Regions from separate parts of the Homo sapiens genome. Here region 1 is linked to region 2. A link is a contact called in ENCODE Hi-C or POLR2A ChIA-PET data. All regions are on one chromosome and are shown on one strand. Each heading gives the region's core, a stretch centred on a gene start or an enhancer-like site at or near the end of the contact. The rest is flanking DNA. Distances are from core to core; before and after follow the strand shown. Region 1 holds the start of MAP3K20-AS1 (MAP3K20 antisense RNA 1). Region 2 holds the start of MAP3K20 (mitogen-activated protein kinase kinase kinase 20).

Evidence for each region. A loop is a pair of places that touch in the nucleus more often than their neighbours do. ChIA-PET counts read pairs that join two places held with the same protein, here RNA polymerase II (POLR2A). Pooled maps may share reads with other maps.
Region 1: a loop to region 2 is called in a map of prostate gland, with 3 times the contacts of the local background. The contact joins the promoter of MAP3K20-AS1 here to the promoter of MAP3K20 in region 2. A Hi-C loop is called at or near these places in 1 of 168 maps with a recorded cell type or tissue (prostate gland) and 2 of 50 pooled maps. POLR2A ChIA-PET finds 5 or more read pairs at or near these places in 2 of 52 experiments (activated CD8-positive, alpha-beta memory T cell and activated T-cell).

What each region holds. Positions count from the first base shown.
Region 1 is chr2:173,280,195-173,287,035 of GRCh38, reverse strand. MAP3K20-AS1 (MAP3K20 antisense RNA 1) reads left to right here and starts at 5,000. Exons shown (of 8, transcript NR_033882.1): 1 at 5,000-5,354. RefSeq lists an enhancer at 734-893.
Region 2 is chr2:173,073,740-173,080,374 of GRCh38, reverse strand. It overlaps MAP3K20 (mitogen-activated protein kinase kinase kinase 20), which reads right to left and starts at 4,529. Exons shown (of 20, transcript NM_016653.3): 1 at 4,373-4,529. RefSeq lists silencers at 3,965-4,704, 4,785-4,834.

The DNA.
Region 1 (6,841 bases), core at 3,751-6,250, 210 kb before region 2:
AAAAAAAAAAAAAAAAAAAAAAAAGTTAAAGAGAATTCTTCCACATCGTATATTGCCCATTACAAAAGATTTCTGCTGATCTCTATCTTCTTCAGGGGAGCATGGCTATTTTCTTTCAATTTATTGCTATGACATGTCAGGAGGTCTTTCTAGCTCAGATTTTTTTCCCTCTCTATTACCAAATAAAGCAATTTGTCTTATTTTGGATCAGAATAATAATGGTAATTAGGTCATAAGGCATATTGCTGTGAAAGTAAAAATTCGATGGAGTATCTTTGAAGCATGTTACCAGGATACTTTGGAGTTGGGTTTGTGGAAAACATGAGCTTAAATTAAGGTAAAGTTTTGATCCTCAGCAGTACTGCTTGAACCTGATAACAAAACTGTCACTGAATGCCAGTGCACACAGAGGTCCTTGTTTTGAGTGACTGCACACAGGAGGAAGGGGAGGAACAATGATCTGAAAACTTTGTGGGGTTCAATCAGCTCAGCAAGTTTCTAGCTAATGGACAGGGAATCATTTTGATGTGTCCCCTGCAGAGATGGCTTCTGTTAGTCTTCTTCAAGTACTTCCCTATACGTGGGGACATCTACTGGGGGTGGCTGGAATAAAGAAGAAGAAACCCAAGATTAAAAAATAATAAGGGACTCTGCATTCAAACACATCTGAGAGGACTGAAACTCGATTGGGTATGGAATCAACTAGTTACTACTCTAGTTTATGGGAAACCCCCAAACCAAGTTTCTCTATGAGACAGAATAATGTTCTGCCACTCAACTTCCAGTAACGACGGTCATGCAGAAATCACCTTAGAGATCGTCTATGTATGGCCTGTTCTCTTGCCTATGACATTGGCATGCATACGTAGTGATTTTCTAACAATGGGTATCATGAAACAGAATCACTCATGTAGGCAGTTTGCCATTCTGATGGACTGATGGAGTTGCAAATGTTAAGTGGAGTATATTTCACTTTTATAATAATAATAATAGCCACTTACTGTATGATGAGCTTTCACTGGTCTAAGAAATTTACCTCATGAGATAGGATAGGTACTATTATTATCTTATACTGTTGAGGAAACCGAAACATAGTAGTGTTAAAGTGGTGAGTTGGAGCAGGCTGATTTGAGAGACCTTGGGCTCTAGCCCAAAGAGTTTTAGATATGGACTTAGAAGACAATTGTAAACAAAAAAAAAAAAAAAAAAAAGAAGAAAAGCAGGTGTCTTGAAGAGTCTCAAAATGAACACTGCCCAAGGAGTATTTTATTGACTTAATTATTTAGAGAGGGAAAAGGTCTTTAAGAATATGGGTGGTTTATAAATTAGAAGTGTAAGCAGGACAGAAGCTAAATTATTCAGGAATTAGCAGTAATATTTATGATTTGGTAGTCGTTTAATCAGCTGCTAAATGACTATAAGCAGCTGAACTAAATACAGGTTTTAGTTATTTAAAATTGAAAGGGTATTGTCTTAAGAGATACACACATTTTTTTTTTTTTTTTTTGAAACAGAGTTTTGTCTTGTTGCCCAGGCTGGAGTGCAATGGCGTGATCTTGGCTCACTGCAACCTCCACCTCCCAGGTTCAAGCGATTCTCCTGCCTCAGCCCACTGAACTGCCTTGGTCTCCTAAAGTGCTGGGATTACAGGTATAGCCACCACGCTTGGCCAATACAGACATCTTAATCATTTCAACAGCAAATGAGTGCAGGCTGTTCCTTTTCTCGGGCAAGGCTGTGTGAAAGGAAAGTCTGCCTTCCTGTGTTTTTTCTTTTTTTCTTTTTTGTTGGGATAAAGTCTCACTATGTTGCCCAGGCTGGTCTCAAACTCCTGGGCTCAAGGAATCCTCCCACCTCAACCTCCCAAAGTGTTGGGATTACAGGCATGAGCCACCATACCCGGCCCTTTTTTTGAGATGTTAACACTTAACGTCTCAGGTGGGGGAATGGGCAAGAACCTCTTGCTGTTTGACCCACAGAAAAGAATTATTAGAGTGGCTTCTGTGGGTTGAAAGCTCACACTTGCGAGACACTTTGTTCAGAGTTTTACACTCATTGTCCCTAACACTCATAACTCTCCTGTGAAGTAAATATCCTTGTCCCCATTTCATAGATTGGGAAAGTATGTCCTACTCCATACAGCTCCTAAGTGATGTGTTAAAATGTAGGGTTGCCTTAATCTCAAAGATGAAATTGTCAGCTCACATCTGATAGAACAAAAACTCAGAGGGTTTTTTTACTAGCAGTGGTACAGATTTGTGCTAGGGCTTATTGGATACCCCCTTGAAAATGCCTGGCTAGAATTAGGGGTGCTGACAACAAAGACTCTCATGGATAACTGTTGTGATTCCTTCAGAGGGTAGGGAGATACCAAAAGAATCCACTGGGCCAAGGAGGTAGAAAGCTCTCTTTCGAAGGTTTATCTAAATATATTAGATTATAATATTAACAGAAATATAGTTAATTTTTTTATTTTTTTATTTTTATTTTTTTGTAGAGATAGGGTCTCATTACATTGCCTAGGCTGGTCTGGAATTCTTGGCCTAAAGTGATCCTCCTGTCTCAGCCTCCGAAAGTGTTGGGATTACAGGTGTGAGCCACCACATCCAGCCAGAAATACATTTTTTAACTGAAAAAAGACAAGCAATTCATGCTCATTTTTGACATATTAGACAAATAGGCAAAACAAGAAAAAATACACAGCTGCTCTCTCACCACCCAGAGATAAACAAAATTAATATTCTATTGTGTATCCTTCCAGACTTTTGTTTTCACACTCACACACACACTTTTTTTTTTTTTAACTTGACTAAAAAGTAATAATGTAATAATATCAGATTGGAATCTTGGGGATCCATTAAAAATTTACAGAATTTTATTCAATTTACTAAGTCACCATAGTGTTTAATGTTTAGGAACATGTAAACTTGTACAACTAAGTCCCTGACATACAATCCTTTTACAGTAGCCAAAGCCTGAAGACAATAGGTATATTTATTTTGGGAGTAAGCTTACTAGATTATAATATTTTAAGGAATTTTAATATTGATCCACTACAAACACAGTTATTACCCATAAGGCAATTTTTTTTTTTTTTGAGATGGAGTCCAGCTCTGTCACCCAGGGTGGAGTGCAGTGGCATGATCTCAGCTCACTGCAAGCTCCGCATAAGGCAATTTAAAAACAAAACAAAGAAAAGGGTTGGGGAGAATGGTTTAAACAAAGATGATTAACAAAAAGAGCAAAGCAAAAATGCTTATTTTGCTAGTGAAAGCTGGTTTAGAGCCTTACTATTTCTGTCTCAGGCCTGACCATTTTATTTTGAATTTTAAGATATAATAATATACTAGCAACAACAACAGCAAATACCATAATAACAGCTATGTTATGATGACAAGAGCCAGGTGAATGGAGCACTTTACATAGATACACTTTATTCTTTTAAAGATACTTATCTTACTTTTATTTTGGAGCAAATCTAAAATAATTACTAAGTGAATTATTAGTGAAACAATTAGTAAGCATAGTGAAATAATTACTGAGCATTCTTCTTCCTCAGGTAAGGAGAAGATAAAATATCACCAGAACAAACTTAAAAAAAAAAAAAAGCTTGGCATGGCGGCTTATGCCTGTAATCCCAGCATTTTGGCAGGCCAAAGCGGGCAGATTGCTTGAGCTCAGGAATTTGCGACAAGCCTGGGCAACATGGTGAAACCGTGTCTCTATAAAAAATACAAAAATTAACTGAGCGTAGTGGTGCCTGCCTGTAGCTCCAGCTACTTGGCAGGCTGAGGTGACAGGATTGCTTGAGCTCAGGAGGTTGAGGCTTGAGCCCGGGAGGCTGAGGCTTGAGCCCGGGAGGCTGAGGCTGCAGTGAGCTGTGAAGGCGAGAGGTGGCAGTGTGCTGGCAGCCCTTGCACCCCTCGCTTGCGGTGCCTCCTGGGCCTTGGCGCCCACTCTGGCTGCACTTGAGGGGCCCTTCAGCCCACCACTGCACTGTGGGAGCCCCTCTCTGGGCTGGCCAAGGCCGAAGCCGGCTCTCTGAGCTTGCGGGGAGGTGTGGAGGGAGAGGCGTGGGTGGGAACTGGGGCTGCGGCTGGCACTTGCGGGCCAGCGTGAGTTCTGGGTGGGCGTGGGCTCAGTGGGCCCCGCACTCGGAGCAGTCGGCCGCGCTGCCGGCCCCGGGCAGTGAGGGGCTTAGCACCCGGGCCAGCAGCTGCGGAGGGTGTGCCAGGTCCCCCAGTAGTGCCAGCCCGCCGGGGCTGCGCTGGAATTCTTGTCGGGCCTCAGCTGCCTCCGCGCGGGGCAGGGCTCGGGACCTGCAGCCCACCATGCCTGAGCCTCCCTGCTGCCGTGGGCTCCTACGCGGCCCGAGCCTCCCAGACGAGCACTGCCCCCTGCTCCACAGCCCCTGGTCCCATCGACTGCCCAAGGGCTGTGGAGTGCGGGTGCACGGGCCGGACTGTGGGCAGCTCCACCTGTGGCCCCTGTGCGAGATCCACTAGGTGAAGCCAGCTGGACTCCTGAGTCTAGTAGGGATTTGGAGAACCTTTATGTCTAGCTAAGGGATTGTGGATGCACCAATCAGCACTCTGTATCTAGCTCAAGGTTTGTGGATGCACCAATCAGCACTCTATATCTATCTAATCTGGTGGGGACTTGGACAATCTTTATATCTAGCTAAGGTATTGTAAATACACCAATCAGCACTCTGTGTCTAGCTCAATGTTTGTAAACACACCAATCAGCACCCTGTGTCTAGCTCAAGGTTTGTAAATGCACCAATCAGTGCTCTGTGTCTAGCTAATCTAGGGTGGATTTGGAGAACTTTTGTGTCTAGCTCAGGGACTGTAAACGCACCAAACAGCACCCTGTCAAAACGGACCAATCAGCTTTCTGTAAAACAGACCAGTCAGCCCTCTGTAAAATGGACCAATCAGCAGGACGTGGGTGGGGCCAGATGAGGGAATAAAAGCAGGCTGCCCTCCCTCAGCCATCAGTGGCAACTTGGTCGGGTCTGCTTCCGCGCTGTGGAGGTTTTGTTTTTTACTCTTTGCAGTAAATCTTGCTGCTGCTCACTCTTTGGGTCCGCACTGCTTTTGTGAGCTGTAACACTCACGGAGAAGGTCTGCAGGTTCATTTCTGAGCCAGCGAGACCACCAGCCCGCCAGGAGGAAGACGCTGCCGAACATCAGAAGGAACAAACTCCAAACACGCCGCCTTTAAGAACTGTAACACCTGGAGGGTCCGCGGCTTCATGAAGTCGCAGAGACCAAGAACCCACCAATTCCGGACACAAATGCATCATTGCACTCCAGCCTGGGTGACAGAGTGAAACCCTGTCTCAAAAATAAGTAAGTAAATAAAAATAAAAATAAAATAGTGACCCCCACCCCTGCCAAAGACCCTAATTTTGTCAGAGAAGCTATTCACTATGGTAAAGGAGCCAGTACTTTTCAGTGGTGGGTCTGACAACCAGCTGAGCTAATGTTGGCTTCTCCTTACCTTCAACCCAGCTCTGACTCTGTTAAAGGTCAAACTCTGGAAGTGCAGAAAGGATTGGGATTATTTTCCTTTCCTTGTCTATTAATGGTAATGTTTTGGTTTCCACATGCTGCAGCAAACTCAGGAATGGCAATTTTAAGAAGAGTGTGTGTGCTGGTTATGATTGCTTTTCTTTGTTGTCTTTGTTCTTAATCATTTGTTTTTAAATTGGAATCAGGTTGGACGCGGTGGTTCACACCTGTAATCCCAGCGCTTTGGAAGGCCAAGGTGGGTGGCTCATTTGAGGTCAGGAGTTACAGACCAGCGTGGCCAACATGGCAAAACCCCGATTCTACTAAAAATACAAAAATTAGCCAGGCATGGTGGCAGGCCCCTGTAGTCCCAACTACTCGGAAGGCTGAGGGATGAGAATCGCTTGAACCAGGGAGGTGAAGGTTGCAGTGAGCTGAGATCACGCCACTGTACTCCAGCGTGGGCAACAGAGCGAGACTCGGTCTCAAAACCAAACCAAACAAAAAACTAGAATCAATGTTTAGTCAGTCGCTCTTTCCAGCACTGATAGAACACTAACTTTTTAGGGAGCTCAGAACGAGTGTATCTTTTATCTAGGCTTTATTTAGTAAAATAATTTGTTAATAAAACTTGAGATATCCATCCCGCTATAACAGAGTGATTGGTAGCAAGGCTGGGGAGAATAGCTATCTTTTGAGAAATTCTCTTTTAAGATATGTATTAGGGGAAATGTTCGTGTCTTTATAAAACACAAACTAATGGAGTTCATGCTAATTTCCCACTCAGGGAAGCCAAGTGCTGTCTTTTTGTAGCAGCAAGACCTAGCACAGTCTGATTACGGCCCTGCAGGTTGAATAGAATGCTCATTTTTATCTTTCTATAGCTATAAATGGAATCAGTCTTGCAAGGTTGATGTACATGGGACCACAATGATCTGGATAAAAGACTAAACTTTGGTTCTTCTGCATTAAAATTTGGACAGCACTCTAGATTTTTCTAATACCACCAGGGAAATCTTTTCACCTCTGTAGAACAGAGATAACGGTGTTTAACTAAGGTGGTAATGTTGCCTGTTATGGGGGCCAGCCTCTGTGCTCGGCTGTGAAGCGCTACATAAAGAAAAAGGTTTGTTACATTTGATGGTTTTCCTGTTTGCTTGAGAAACCTGTCATGGTAGAAATAATGGATTGAGGGGAGAACAGGAAGGGTGTTTTCTTTCAGGGAACTTGGCTGAGGAAAACATAACTCATAGCAGAACACTACAAAACACAAAGGTTTCCACTCGCATGTAAACTGTCTTTTACTGAGAACCAAATTGTCACAG
Region 2 (6,635 bases), core at 3,280-5,779:
AGACTGCTCTAGCAGCAGAAAACAGACTAGGACAGTGGGCAAGCAGCTCTGCGTATAACTTGAGAGATGTAGTAAAACATCCTTCTTTACCACATTGATACAGTGGCTGAAATTTCAGGCACTGTTACAAGCATTTCTATGTGCTTTCTCATAAAGTCATGCACCACATAACTATGCTTTAGTCAACAATGGACTGCATATATAACAGCGATCCCATAAGATTGTAATAAAGCTGAAAAATTCCTATTGCTGAGTGATGGCACAGTTTCCTAACATCATAGCACAATGCATTACTCATGTGTTTGTGGTGATGCTGGTGTAAACAAACTTATTATGCTGCCAGCTGTATAAAGGTACGGCACATACAATTATGTACAGTGCACAATGCTTGATAAGGATAATGACTGTGTTACTCATTTATGTATTTACTATACTTTTTATCCTCATTTTAGAGCATACTCTTTCCACTTAAAAAAAAAAAAAAGAAAATTAACTGAGGCAGGTCCTTCAGGAGGTGTCCAGAAGAAGGCATTGTTATCACTGGAGATGGGGAGATGGCAGCTCCATATACATTACTGCCCCTGAAGACCTTCCAGTGAGCCAAGATGTGGAGGTAGAAAACAGTGATATTGACGATCCTAACCCCATGTGGGGCTAGGCTGATGTGTGTGTTTCTGTCTTAGTTTTTAACAAAGTTTAAGAAGCAAAACAAATTTTTTTTTAAATTTAAAAATAGAAAAAAAATCTTACAGAATAAGGATATAAAGAATTTTTGTATAGCTGTACAATGTGTTTGTGTTTTAAGCTAAGTGTTATTTCAAAAGACTCAAAAAGTTAAAAAAAAGTTTAAAGTTTATAAAACAAGAAAGTTACAGCAAGCTAAGGTTAATTTATTATTGAAGAAAAATGTTTAAATAAATCTAGTAGAGCCTAAGTGTACAGTGTTTATAAAGTCTACAGTAGTGTACAGTGATGTCCTGGGCCTTCACATTCCCTCACCACTCACTCACTGACTTGCCCCAAACAACTTCCAGTCCTGCAACCTCCATTCATGGTAAATGCCCTATACGGGTGTACCATTTTTTATCTTTGATACTGTATATTTTATACTGTATTTTTACTGTGCCTTTTCTATTTTTCGATAGAAATACTTATTACTGTGTTACAACTGCCTATTCAGTATAGCAGCATGCTACATAGGTCTGTAGCCTAGGAGCAACGGACTATCTCACACAGCCTAGGTGTGTAGTAGGCTATAGCATCTAGGTTTGTGTAGGTGCACGCTGTGGTATTTACACAACTACAACATCACGTAACAACACAGTTCTCTCAGAACGTATCCCCATCATTAATGGACACATGACTGTACTTATCCTTAGGAAGCAGGTACTACTGTTCCTAACTTACATGAGTGAGAAAACTGAGGATCAGGGGTATGAAAGTAGCTCAAGCCAACTACCTTACAGGTGACACAACTTGTGTCAAATTCAGGCCTGACTCCAAAGTCATATCATTGTTTTCTACCATATCATGTCTTTTTGTTAATAACATTCTGCCTCCTCCTTCTAATTTGCCTTTTGTTTACCCTATTTAAACTATTTTCTTATTACAGTAATTACTGGATTGCTCACCATCCACCTAAAGTTCAATTTGAGGCTTTAATTTCCTATTACAATTGAAGACACTGGGGTTAGGGTGTCAAATGTGGGGCTGCTTTGTTCTCACAGATTCTTCTACTGTGCTGGGATTACTTAACAGCTATTAGGACGATGCTTCAGCATCCGTAGGAGGGTCTGACATAAAAGCACCCATGTATCAGTCGAATCAATCTAAGCTCTAGCATTCATAGTCCTCTTCCCTTACCAGGTACAATTTTCTGGTCACAGCTGGAACTCTGCTTATTTGTGTCTAGTGGGGCAAAGTTAATAGCTACCAAAAAACTAGCCTAAATCTTCCTTGCAGTAAGACCAAAAGGTGCCTTAACTGTTCCTACTACATTTAGATAGACAAGATACTCACCCTGTCAATCTGTCCTGGGTAGAATAAAATGGAAAACAAGTGATCTAAATTCATTTTTATTTCCAACATCTCAGGATACAGACATAGGGCTATCTTATTCCAAGAAGTATTATATCCCCACAAACATCTTTTTCCAGTTTAAACAAAAACAAAAACAAAACAAAAACAAAAAAACCACTGATTCTCTCCTCTCTTCTGAATCTACCACTTTCTAAAATAAACTGTCCATTTTGCTCTGTCACTCCACACTAATAGCTTCACCTTACATCTGACTTATTTTCATGAAAAGTTTTCAGTGTTTTCTCTGATGATTCGATTATTCACTCCACGCCCCCACAAACCTATTTATAATTTTGTAGCCCTATCAAAGTCAGTTTCACTGCTCATTCCAGATAGGCTCTGAGCCAATATATTGCCAATAACACTCACTCTTGTGCTAAGTTAAAATACACAGTGCAACTTGCCAAGTTTCCTTATTTGGCAAGAAGGCCCCTTAGTTCCCAAGATCTTTGACCATCCATTTTTAGATCCAAGTCCGAGTGTTTAATATTTGGATTTTTTTTTCTCTCTTTACTGTGTCCTTATATATTCCCTAAAAGATTAAGAAAAACGGATCAATCATCTATTTGCTTTTTTAGACAACGGAGAAAGTCCTTGCAATTGCATCATGGTCATTTACTCTGGAATTATTATCACTAAATTTTTTTATTTAAACAATATTTTGTAGTTAAAAAACTCCCCAAATAATCTCAAAAAGTTATAGTAGGAATTAAATTGTGATAGATTAAAATAAACAGTGCAGTGGTCCAAAAGACCATTTTTCTTTATCTTAATTCTGTTTTCCCAAACTAAATTCGTATTCATTTACAATCTCCTAAATCTCTCACTATAGTAGCAGGAATTTAAAACAAAGACTCTACAAATGACCATAACCATAATTAAAATGCAGCCATCACTTTTTTTTTTTTTTTTTTTTGGAAAATTGAAAAACAAGTGAAATTTCACTGTGGAGATAGGCCTACTACAAAGAGGACATTAACTAGCCTTGAATCACTTGTTTATTTTTGTCTTTAAACGTGTTTGGAGGTTTGGATCCACTAAATCCTAGCTGTTCATTTCAACGAAGGTCGAGGAAGCAAGAAGGCTCTTCCAAAACAGCTTCGGGGTTAAAGAAGGAGTACAGTTTTCAACAATCTTAAGTCAAACATCCTCAAATTCACTCTGTAAGACGATTCTCACACACCAGTATCGAGAGCTGCTTACTGTACCATACTTGGAATGGGCCCCTAAATTGTGTTGCTTTCATTATTACAGAAACTAACAAAAATAGTAATTAAGTTCCCCATAAACAGTACTTATGCGCGATCTCAAAGCGCATCAGAAACATAACATTTTCAGCGATCTAACAGAGATAACTTTTTAAAAAAATTTTTTAGGCAATCGGATGTCATCTAGCCAGTCCTGAATTAAAGTTTTCTGAAAGCTGTCATGGGCAAGCGAGGCCAGACGAGGCGACGGCCTGGGTAAGCACTTCTGGGCCTGGTGCAGGTCTGGGAGCCCACAAAAAGCCGCTGCCTGAGGGTCGCCAAAGGAGACATCCCCGGCTCCGGTGGGAGGAAAGGGGGAAGCCCGAGAGGGCGGGCGCTTCATGCTGCCCAAGCCCGGGGCAGGAAGGGCGGGGAGCGGTGGCTCTGGATACATTTACGCATGTTTTTAAAACTAATCTTTAGTGTTCATTGTTCCTGCTGGTTATTCGCATGGCCTAATTGTGTGAGGAAAACAGAATGAAGGAAAATGGATGGGAAGCAACACCGCTCGCGGTCGAGTTCTTAGAAAAGCAGAAGTTCGTCGTCCCTCCTCGCACGCACAGCGAGTGCTGGGAAGTGGCCTGCACCCTACCCTGATTTGGGGGCCTCGCGGTTCGCCTCCCGACAGTGCCCCAGTCACCCGCTGCTTGGCCGGCTCTGCTGCTCGCGGAGCCCCTGCCCGTGCCGCACGCCCGGGACCGCGAAAGCCGGGGCCGCTCCGGCCTGCGCCCGCGCCTCCAGGCGCCAACTTCTCCATGGGACCGGCCCGAACTCTCCCGAACCGCACTTGGCGGCGCCGCGGCCAAGGTCCCGCGAGGACTTCCCGGGCGCCGCGAACGCTCGCTCGCTCGCCCGCCCGCTCGCTCCGGCCGCCGCCGCCGGGCGGGCCCTGGGTCGGGGAGGGGAGCCCCGAGGAGCCTCCCGAGGCCGCCTAGACTCCCGGGCTCCGGCGGAGCCTCGGCCCCGAGACGCAGGGACGACTCGCGAGCGCGGCGGGCCTCGCCCCCTCCCTCCCCGCCCTCCGCGGGCTCCAGCCTGACCCCTACCTGGCTCCCGGGCGGGGCGTGAGCAGCAGCCGGGGGCGCGGAGGCCCCGCGCGCGACGAGGGCGGCGGGGGTTGGGACGACAGCGGCCCGCGCGGCTCCCACGTTTCCGCTGCAGTTAGGAGTTGAACATTCCGCCTCTCTGCACGGCGCCAATGAGGAAGACAGTCACGGCAACAGCACCACCTACCTCCCGGCGCGAAACGGCTGGGCCGCCCTCCCCTCACACGCGCGGGCGAGCGGGGCGTGGGGAAGGCGCTCGGGCCTCCCTGGCCTGCGCCCGGGGGGCACCATCCGCCCCGCGCCCCGGCACCCGCCGAGGCCCCCAGACACACCTGCCTTGCTGTGGGGGGAGGGCCGTGGGGGTGTTCCCCCTCGCCCCCAGCACCTTAACTCATCTTTTTGACAAATTAACACCACCTGCTACTCCTTCAACTCAGTCTTCAACAAACAGGCGCTGGGGACGCAAAGAAATAGAGGCTGTTTTGTGCCCCGCAAGAGTTAATTCTCTAGTTGGGAAAGGCACAAACGTAGAGATTTCTGGGAACATAGGTCTGAAGGCTGCCTCTCTAGAAAGATCAGTAGGTACCTCTGGAATTTTGAGGAGGGGCCGTGGTCTGCTGCTCTAGTTGCTAATTTTAACAGAGCAGAATTCAGAAGAGGAGCCAGAGTCCGTTACAGGCCTAAGCCAAAGGTGGAGGTGGGCGTTGGGAAGAAAAGAAATTTCTGATTGGGGAGGATGGTTCTGTGAAGGAAAAGTGAGAGGAGGTTGCAAGGGCATGGGCAACATTATTCAGGATTTTGAATTTGAATTTTATTATCCATGGACACTGGGAGCTGTGAAAAATTAGAATCAAAGGGGTGAAATGGGGGTTTGTGATTCTGTTTAAATGGTAATTTTGAGAGAGTAGTCCACAGTAGTTGTAGGTTGGGTTGCTAGGATGGAACCAGGATGAGTAGTAGATATTGTCACCACCCGGTTGTGGGATCATGAGGACCTGAGTTAGGATGTAGGAAATGGAATTAAAAAGAAGAAATGGGCTGGGCATGGTACCTGTAATCCCAGCACTTTGGGAGGCCAAGCTGAGAGGATTGCTTGAGACCTGGCTGGGTAACACAGTGAGACCTCATCTCCAAAAAAATCAGAAAATTAGCCTGATGTGGTGGCATACATCTATAGTCCCAGCTACTCGGGAGGCTGAGGTGGGAGAATCGCTTGAGCTGGGGAAGTCGAGGCTAAAGTGAACCACAGTCGCGCCACTGCACTCCAGCCTGGATGAAAGTGAGACTCTGTCTCAAAAAAAAAAAAAAAAAAAAAAAAAAAAAAAAAAGAAGAAATGGAATTGAGAGAAATATTAAACGTTTCAGCAAGAGGCCACAGAAATTGGTAACCCACAAGATTTAGAAGAGAAGAAGAAGAGAGATGATGCCAAGATCTCAGACCTGGATGACTGGAAGAATGATGGTGTCATTGACAAAAATAGGAATACGTGAAAGGGAAGCTGGCTTCATGTTGAGTTTGAGGTCATAGGAGTAAAAACAGGTAGAGATGCAGCAACTGAAATATGAAACTGAAATTCAGGAAAGAGGTCAAGAGTGAAATAGAAAATTTGTAAGTCATTCAATAGGTTAAAGATATGAAAGTTGAGGGATGAATGAGTAGAGGTTAAAAAACAATTTATTAGTCTGATTAATTTGCCCTTTGATAAGGACTGGAGATTTTAGCATTAATAAATTTTATTTTGGTAACTGAGAAATTAGAATTGATGAAAATTGCCATGCTAAAAAAATGTATAATGCAGGTCTAATAAAATAATTCAAATAATTCCATCCTATCCATTCAAGGAAAAACTAAGGCTCTTTAGCATAGACCCCAGGCATAGGAAGACTCCAGTCATTTTACCTTACCTTCAGAGGCACTTGTTTGTTTTGGAAAGGACCCTAGACTGAGAGTCAGAGAACCTGACTTCTGGTCTTAGAGCTACCAGTTATCAGCTAGAGTGCTTTGCAGGATAGGCCACAGTTTCCTCCTCTGTAAAATAAGAGGGACTAATTAGAAGTTAGTTGCAGGTTCCAGCTTTAAAACCATGAATGTATTGCTTTAAATTTGGAACACATGGCTTAAGAGCATCAATATTTTTAGCCACATTGCCCTTGCTTCCCATCCCTTTGCCTTCATTCTGTTTTCCTCACATAATTAGGCCAAGAGAATAACCAGCAGGAACAATGAACACTAAAGATTAGTTTCAGAAACATGCTTAAATGA